2 separate regions of the Homo sapiens genome follow, and region 1 is linked to region 2. A link is an interaction called in ENCODE POLR2A ChIA-PET data of the cell type or tissue named here. Cell type or tissue: GM12878. All regions are shown on one strand. Links, peaks and the distances in the headings refer to the core of each region. The heading gives the core; the rest is flanking DNA. Region 1 overlaps PHACTR4 (phosphatase and actin regulator 4). Region 2 has its middle 32 kb from the start of PTAFR.

Region 1 (4,394 bases), core at 94-4,093, 350 kb after region 2:
GACCCTCATCTCTATTTTCAAAAAATTGTAAAAAAAAAAAATCTAAAGAGGGGCATCTGAGTCATAGAAGAAGTTTTGTGAAAAAAAAAATCTATATATAGATATATGTAATTTCATTTTTCATCCTGATTTTCTGAATCAGAATTTCTGTTAACGTTTCTTGGGAATCTGTGTTTTCTAAAAAGTCTCTAATGCTTCTGAAGGAGCAAATTTGTTTAGGAGCCACCAGTTCGGTCCAAACCTTCGCTTCACGGATGAGGACACTCAAGGTCTAACTGAACTTTTTTGTGCTAATAGCTCTTATCAAGGTCTAGAACTAGAATCCTGGCCACTTGTTTGCATATACAGTTCCTTTTTATAATGTGATATCTGTGTTAACACTTTTAATGTGAAATTGTTTTATAAACAATCATAAATAAATGAAATATATCAGTTTGAAAATTTGTTGATTTCTTACTTATATAGGGGCTAATATATACTGTGACCAAAAAAATCTTTATAAACAAGATTGGGAGGTTTAACATAAACATTACCTTTATTTATCTCATTTTTAGGCGACTGAGTCAAAGACCAACACCAGAAGAACTAGAACAACGCAATATATTGCAACGTGAGTCCAGTTATGGAAATAAAGTTGTATAGATTTTCTTTGTATGTTTCTGACTTTAATATACATAAAAGAAAAAAGAAGCGTTTGCTACAAGGGCTAAGGGAGAGTGTTCCAGCCAGGCAAGGACTATTTATTTCCCCATGAAGGAACAGAGCTTACCAAGCTTCCTTTGGAAGATGCTATTATGGTATTGTTTAGTGTGCTGTGATACTCTAGAAAGCTTTGTTTCAGTGTTCTCACTGTATCCTGGAACTGCCTTGGGCATTTGGGAGGCTTTGACAGTATATGGGAGATGTGCCCAATTTTTCTGTTTTCAGGGAGCTAAGGAGGTAGCTGTGCATATGGAGACCTTCCTATTCCTAGAATGTGAGGGCTGGGGCCCAAAGCAAGTCCCAAATGCAGCAGCTTTTCTCTTGGTTTAATCCCTTAAGACTTTCTTACCTCTGTAGTTACCAAATGGGACCATATATTTAATTTGCTGTCTGTGTACATAATTAATTTCCTGAAATAGCATTCTAATCTAGTACATATTTCATTTGTTTTTCCAGAATATAGAGTGAAATTTGGCCTTAAAAGTCTCCTCACTGAGAAGGTTTGGGCTTCCTTGGGGCTATTTGTGAGCATGTTCAGTCTGACCAATCCATCCCCTGTTCTCTCAGCACTACTTGGGTATACACAACTTAATAACTTAGTACATTTTCTAGTGTGGGAGCCCTTATAACGTATCACACAAAACTCAGTGTGATCACCATTGTCCATTCTTAGCAGTTACTCTTGAGCAAGAATCTGCAGGCTTTTCCTTAAAGCATACATAGTAAACATTTTGGGTTTTGCAGGCCAAAAAGCAAATGAACAACTATACGTAATAGGTCCTTACAAAACCATTTAAAAATGTGAAGACTATTCTTAGTTCATGGGCAGGAAAAATACAGGCAACTGGCGAGATGTGGTGCCATAGTTTGCTGACTCTTGCTTTTAAGTATTTGTATCGTTGACAAGAAAATTGTTTTGTTTAGCCATCCCCAAAGTTAGTATTTTATTCTGATTTGGGCCTATAAGAAATATCTGGGCCGAGGCGAGTGGATCACAAGGTCAGGAGATCGAGACCATCCTGGCTAACATGGTGAAACCCCGTCTCTACTAAAAATACAAAAAAATTAGCCGGGCATGGTGGCGGGCGCCTGTAGTCCCAGCTACTCGGGAGGCTGAGGCAGGAGAATGGCGTGAACCCGGGAAGCGGAGCTTGCAGTGAGCCGAGATTGCGCCACTGCACTCCAGCATGGGCGACAAAGCAAGACTCCATCTCAAAAAAAAAAAAGAAAAAAAAAGAAATATCTGGGCTGGGCACGGTGGCTCACGCCTGTAATCCCAGCACTTTGGAAGGCCGAGGCGGGTGGATCACCTGAGGTCAGGAGTTTGAGACCAGCCTGACCAATATGATGAAACTCTGTCTCTACTAAAAATACAAAAATCAGCTGTGCATGGCATGTGCCTGTAATCCCAGCTACTCGGGAGGCTGAGACAGGAGAATCGCTTGAACTCGGGAGGCCGAGGTTGCAGTGAGCCAAGATTGTACCATTGCACTCCAGCCTGGGCAACAAGAGCAAAACTCCGTCTCAAAAAAAAAAAACAAAAAAGAAATATCTGTAATGTAATTACTAAAACGTTTGATATGCAAATTGTCATTTGTGAGTAATATTCCTTCCTTCTGATTGTCAACTGTAGCTAAAAATGAAGCTGATCGTCAGGCAGAAAAACGAGAAATTAAACGTCGGCTCACTAGAAAGGTACTACTGCCTGTGTGTTCAGTTAACTATATGTGTTATATTTGGATGGCCTATTTGATTGGAAATGAATTCACAGCTGGGCACAGTGGCTTGCGCCTGTAATCCCAGCACTTTGGAAGGCCATGGCAGGAGGATTGCTTGAGCCCAGGAGTTCAAGACCAGCCTGGGGAAAACAGTGAAACCTTGTGTCTACATTAAAAAAAAAAAAAAGAAGAAGAAAGAAAAGAAAAAGAAAAAAATGAATTTGCAGCCTGGGCAACATGGCAAGACCCCACCTCTACAAAAAAAAATATATATTAGCCAGGCATGGTGGTATGCGCCTGTAATATCAGCTACTTGGGAGGCTGAGGTAGGAGGATCATTTGAGCTTGGGAGGTTGAGGCTGCAGTGAGCTGTGATTGTGCCACTGCACTCCAGCCTGGGTGACAGGGCAAGACCCTGTCTCAAAAAAAAAAACAAAACAAAAAACCACCTGATAACCATAATCACTGGGGGTGGGACCTCCAGGGATCAATAGTGTCTAAAGCTCCCCCAGGTGATTCCAATGAAGATTGAAGCACTGGGTTAGAGGCAATTTGAATGCATGATTGATGCCTAATTATTGGCTTGGTGAACTAAGAGGCTCCGTTTCCTTCAGCTCAGTCAAAGGCCAACTGTCGCTGAACTCCTTGCCAGGAAGATTCTGAGGTTTAATGAATATGTAGAGGTAACAGATGCTCAAGATTATGACCGGCGAGCCGACAAACCTTGGACCAAACTGACCCCTGCTGACAAGGTACCTGGAAAGCACTCTCTTGCTTTTTTTCTCTTTCTCTTTTTCTCTTTATTTGGAGGATCCAAGATACTAACTAGAAGGGAGAACCATAAACAAAACTTCTAGTTTTAATATAATATTAAATTTCAAATCAAGATACAAAATGCCAAGTTGAACAAGTCAAAATGTTATACTAACTCAGTATGTTTTGGTAACTCCACCACCAATACTGAAAGAAAGAAAATCCCTGCTATCTCACAGAGTAAAAATACTGGAAGGAATAAATACATTTCAAACAGTGGTTGTTTGGTTAGAGGGAGTTTGGGCTATATATTTTAGTAATTACCAATATTTCATTTTTATAATGCTGTGAAAAACTATAAAAGCTGGCCAGGCGTGGTGGCTTATGCCTGTAATCCTAGCACTTTGGGAGGCCAATGCAGAGGGATCACTCGAGGTAAGGAGTTCGAGACCAGCCTGGCCAACATGGTGAAACCCCATCTCTACTAAAAATACAAAAATTAGCTGGGTGTGATGGCATGCACCTGTAATACCAGCTACTTGGAAGGCTGAAGCAGGAGAATTGCTTGAACCTAGGAGGTGGAGGTTGCAGTGAGCCAAGATCATGCCAATGCACTCCAGCCTGGGCAGCAGAGTGAGACTCCACCTCAAAAATAAAAATAAAAAATTAAAATTAAAAAAAAAACAAAACTAGCCAGGTGCAGTGGCTCACACCTGTAATCCCAGCACTTTGGGAGGCCGAAGCAGGTAGATCTCTTGAGGTCAGGAGTTCAAGACCAGCCTGGCCAACATGGTGAAACCCTGTCTGTACTAAAAATACAAAATAGCCGGACGTGGTAGTGCGCACCTGTAATCCCAGCTATTCGGGAGGCTGAGGCAGGAGAATCGCCTGAACCCAGGAGCTGAAGGTTGCAGTGAGCTGAGATTGCACCACTGCACTCCAGCCCCAGCAACGGAGCGAGATTCCATCTCAGGGAAAAACAAAAATAAAAACAAAACTATAAAAGCTACAATATATCTTTCAAGATTTTCAAGTATTTTGATTAAACTAAAAATTTTAGGTTTATTATGAGACAGATGGGTATCATTGTGTTGACCTGGTGTCTGGGTTGCCTGTGAGGGGTTGCAGTGACTTACAAAGTTAAACACAGTACAGAAAAATGACAAGTTACACTGCTGTGCAAAGCAGCCAGAAGAAGCTGAAACATTTTTGTCTCTACTC
Region 2 (4,394 bases), core at 202-4,201:
GTGGTGGAGGTTGCAGTGAGCCAAGTTTGCTCCATTGTACTCCAGCCTGGGCAATAAGAGCAAAAATCCGTCTCAAAAAAAAAGAAAAAGATAAAGAAAAAAAAGAAGGAAAATGACATGCATTCAGACAAAAATGTATGAGAAGCATCTTGCACAGTAGAGGTAAAATAAGGATCTCTGCATCCTGATTATTGCTGCGTGACCTTGGATGTAAGTCATTTCACCTGCTTGATGCTCGTCTTTCTTGTCTGGAAGATGGAAGATAGGGACCTTCACATTCTGTATCATGAAAGATGTCCACAGGGGAAGGGAGTGTGGCAGAATGAGCTTTGGAGCTGGACATACCCAGCTAGGCCAGCCATTCGCTGTGTGACCTTGGGAATCACTTTACTCTCTAAGCATCTGTATTTTGGGGGTGGGGATTTGGTTTTCATTTTTTTTAATTTATTTTAATTATATGGAATGCTTCATGAATTTGTGTGTCATCCTTGTTCAGGGGCCATATCTGTATCTCTATATTGTTCCAGTTTTAGTTATGTGCTGACGAAGCAAGCACCGCTGTTATATTTTTAATTTTTTTTTTCAGGAGGGTACTGAGTCTAATGAGGCTGCAGGGCCATGAAACCCTGCACGCTTCCTACCCATGCCTCCATTTTTTTTTTTTTTTTTTTTTTTGAGACAGAGTCTTGCTCTGTTGCCCAAGCTGGAGTGCAGTGGCATGATCTCAACTCACCACAATCTCTGCACCTCCCAGGTTCAAGTGATTCTCCTGCCTCAGCTTCTCGAGTAGATGGGATTACAGGTGCCTGACACCATGCCCGGCTAATTTTTGTATTTTTAGTAAAGACAGGGTTTTGTCATGTTGGCCAGGCCGGCCTCGACTCCCAACTTCAGGTGATCCACCCACCTCGGCCTCCCAAAGTGCTAGGATTAAAGGTGTGAGCCACTGCGCCAGGCCCCAAGCCTACATTTTTAAGTGAGGTAGTCAAGCAGGCCTCACCGAGAAGGGGCCATTTAAGCAAAGCCTTGAAGGAAGCAAGGGAGTGAGCCATGTTGCTATCCAGGAAGAAAGTAACTCAGGCAGAGGGAAGAGGCAGTTCTACCCATAGGTGTTTGGGAGGAGTAAATGACGTGAAGTTCCCCTTGCAGTAAGTGGTCAGCAAATATTGAGTGGCCACCTCTGTCCCTCCCCTTACAGAGCTGTCAGGATCCAGGTGACATCTAAGAGCACCTTCTAGCTCCAGTGACAATGACCACTCTGGCTTCTGAGGGTCTCTGGAACACTGTGTTCATGGACGCCATCCACCCTCAGGAGTACCCTCCCTAGCTGAGCACAGCCTGAGCCCAGGGAACAGTCATTGCTGCTGGGGCTTCAACATGCATAGGGAGCACAGAGGCCTCAAAGAGGAAGCCAGAAACAGCAAGGCGGAGGCCCTCACCTTCCACTGGAGGCCTCTTGGGTCATTCCCCCAAGACAGCCCTGTCCCAGCGCTTAGGAGGCTGTGCCTGGAGGGGCTTGGGCAAGGGTACAGCCACATGGTGGAGTGGGAGGAGAGAAGGAAAGGGACCCATGCTTACTAAGGCAGATCTGGCTTTGAATATTATTATGCCACTTAGTAGCTCTTTTACCTTTATAAATCTCTGAACCCTTCTGAGACTCGATTTCCCTATCTGTAAAATGGGCATGAAATGTTCTATTCTGTGGGGTGGTTGTGAGGACTCAATGACATAAGATAGGTGAAAGTGGCAAGCAAATAGCTGGGTCCCCCTTCCTTCTGTACCAGGTACCTGAGAGGCAGCCACTATGTCTTATTCAGTCAGCTTGGGTCCTTATTTATTTTATTCATTTCTTTTTTTCCCTTCTTTTTTAAGGGGCTTTCTGGCAAAAACTGAAAAGCCTGCTAGACAAATTCTAAAAGAGCTGTAACATTTGTTTTATTCATTTCTGTCGGGATAAAACCACCCATGTTTCAGGGAGTATGAGGTTTCAGTGAGATAACAGATCAAAATTGTGCTTAGCATAGTTACTGGACCAAAATAGGCACTCCATAGGTGTTTGTTGGGTACCTAAAGGGATGGAGGGATGGATGGATGGATGGATGGATGGATGGTTAGAGGGATAGATAGATGGATAGAGGGATGGTGGGATGGAGGGATGGATAGGTGGATAGACAGATGGGTATGTGGGAGGATGGCTTGCTGGTAGGATATCAAAGGGAATAGGACTTTTTATACAGAAATACCAAGTCTGCACAAAAACCAGGTGCTTTACAAGAAGGTCTTATATCTCTTTGTGGCCTTAGGTCTTGAGCACATATATAACACAGATGAGTAAAAACAGGCATAAATGTATCCAGGTCTAGTCAACTGTGACCTCCACTTACCACTCTTGGGTCTATGACTCATCTCAACGAGGCCAGATCTTACATAAGCAAGCATTCTCCAACTGAGATCACTGGTGGTTCCCTGAGGCAAAAGCTGAGATCAGGGGCAAATGCAAGGTGAGGCTTTCCTGATACACAGGATGCCTTGGAAATTCTAATCAGTGATGTTTCATCAAAAGAATTACAACTCAGCTTTTCCCATAATTCCTGTCACCGTTGCAAGAATGGAGAGATGCAGGTGAACAGCCAGCCCTGCATCCGCTGCAGCTCCACACTGTGTAACTTCTGCAATCACTTAGTCTCTCTGAGCCCCACGATCTCCTTAGTAAGATGAAGGGGTTGAACCCTCCCAGCTCCAAGATGTTCTGATTCTCTGAAAACTCCCTACATCTTCCTTTAAAATATGGACCTAGAACTTTGGAAGAACATGTATTACATTTCTTTTCCATCTATCTCTATAGAGTCTTCTCAAAACCTTTTAAAATATTTGCATGTATCTGTCAACATGTCTGTTTATGCTAAACCCTGGGGAAGCTGTACACTTTGGAGACAGACAGATCTCAATTCCAGGCTATATGTGAGAAACTGGAGACAGATTATTTAGATCCGGTTCCTGCCCCCCAGGATAGGAAAGACAGGCATTGAAAGGAATTAATTTCAATGGTCACAGTAATTAAGGTATACAAATGTTGGACCCTCCCAGTCCCAAAATGCTGCCTGGAGGAATTCAGAAGGCTACCTATTGGAGTATTCTGGGATATGTCAAAAAGAAGAGGGGAGCTGCGGCAGCTCAGGCCGGTCGTCCTGGCCCTCGGGGAGGCGAGGCTACACGTTTGAGGCCAAGCCTGGTCAACACTGACAAAAAAAAAAAAAATTGGCCAGGCGGTGAAACCCCGTCTCTACTAAAAATACAAAAAAATTAGCCAGGCATGGTGATGGGCCTGTAATCTCAGCTACTCGGGAGGCTGAGGCAGGAGAATGGCATGAACCCAGGAGGTGGAGCTTGCAGTGAGCCAGGCTGGCGTCACTGCACTCCAGCCTGGGTGACAGATCGAGACTCCATCTCAAAACATAATAATAATAAAACAAAATAAAATAAAAAAGAAGAGAAGGGCTGGGTACAGTGACCCATTCCCGTAGTCCCTGCTACTGGGGAGGCTGAGGTAGGAGGATCACTTGAAGCCAGAAGTTCGATCCTGTAGTGTGCAATAGGCATGCCGGTAAACAGCCATTGCGTGCCAGCCTGGGCAATATAGCAAGACCCCACCTCCAGGAAAAAAAGTTTAGAAAAAAACAGAAAAGACAGAGGATACAGGAGGAGTAAAGGTGGCTGTACTGGGGTGGTGAGGAGATCAACAAGGCTGGAGCATGGGCTACAACCTAATATACTCCTCCCATCCCCCTGATCCCCATGAGCGCATGGTCTATGTGTTGGGGCAACATCCTGGGAGAAGCAAGGAGGTAATCACAAGTCACTGTCTCAGAACTGTCAGTTACTCTTGTTTTTTTTCCAATTAGAGACAGGGTCTCGCTATGTTGCCCAGGCTGGTCTCAAACTCCTGAGCTCAAGCAATCCTCCTGCCTTGGCCTCTCAAAGTGCTGGGATTGCAGGCATGGGCCCAGAGTTATTCTTTATTGAGACCCTGTGCACTTTATACCCATCAAAGTAGAGTTTCCTAAAGTGTGTACACAAGTCACTGAGACATGTCAAGTGACTTTAGACACAACACAGAAAAACTATTTTTTTTTTTTGAGACAGGGTCTTGTTCTATCACCGAGGTCAGAATGCAGTGTGGCATGATGATCACAACTCACTGCAACCTCAGCCTCCTGGCTCAAGCAATCCTCCCACTTCAGCCTCCCACAAGTAGCTGGAACTACAGACACACACCACCACGCCTGGCTAATTTTTTTAATTTTTTAATTTTTTTATTATTATTATTTTTTAGACAGAGTCTCACTTTGTCACCCAGGCTGGAGTGCAGTGGCGCGATCTCGGCTCACTGCCAT

What was found. Peaks named below come from ENCODE experiments on the same cell type or tissue, not always from the same donor. Only the 100,000 strongest peaks of a DNase experiment are listed, where the experiment ranks them.
Region 1: POLR2A ChIA-PET joins it to region 2 with 5 read pairs; 3 of 35 experiments call an interaction of 5 or more read pairs at or near these places.

What each region holds. Positions count from the first base shown.
Region 1 is chr1:28,488,616-28,493,009 of GRCh38, forward strand. PHACTR4 (phosphatase and actin regulator 4) reads left to right here. Exons shown (of 14, transcript NM_001048183.3): 10 at 555-610; 11 at 2,336-2,397; 12 at 3,035-3,172. Among named protein-coding and RNA genes, the nearest start is that of SNHG3, 15 kb to the right of the region's middle. In GM12878, for the core only: no CTCF peak of the experiment used is centred there; no DNase peak of the experiment used is centred there.
Region 2 is chr1:28,142,286-28,146,679 of GRCh38, forward strand. It overlaps the pseudogene RNU6-176P and the pseudogene RNU7-29P. Among named protein-coding and RNA genes, the nearest start is that of PTAFR, 32 kb to the right of the region's middle. RefSeq lists a silencer at 2,307-2,356. In GM12878, for the core only: no CTCF peak of the experiment used is centred there; a DNase peak (open chromatin) is centred at 2,376; H3K4me3 peaks cover 1,531 bases; H3K27ac peaks cover 1,338 bases.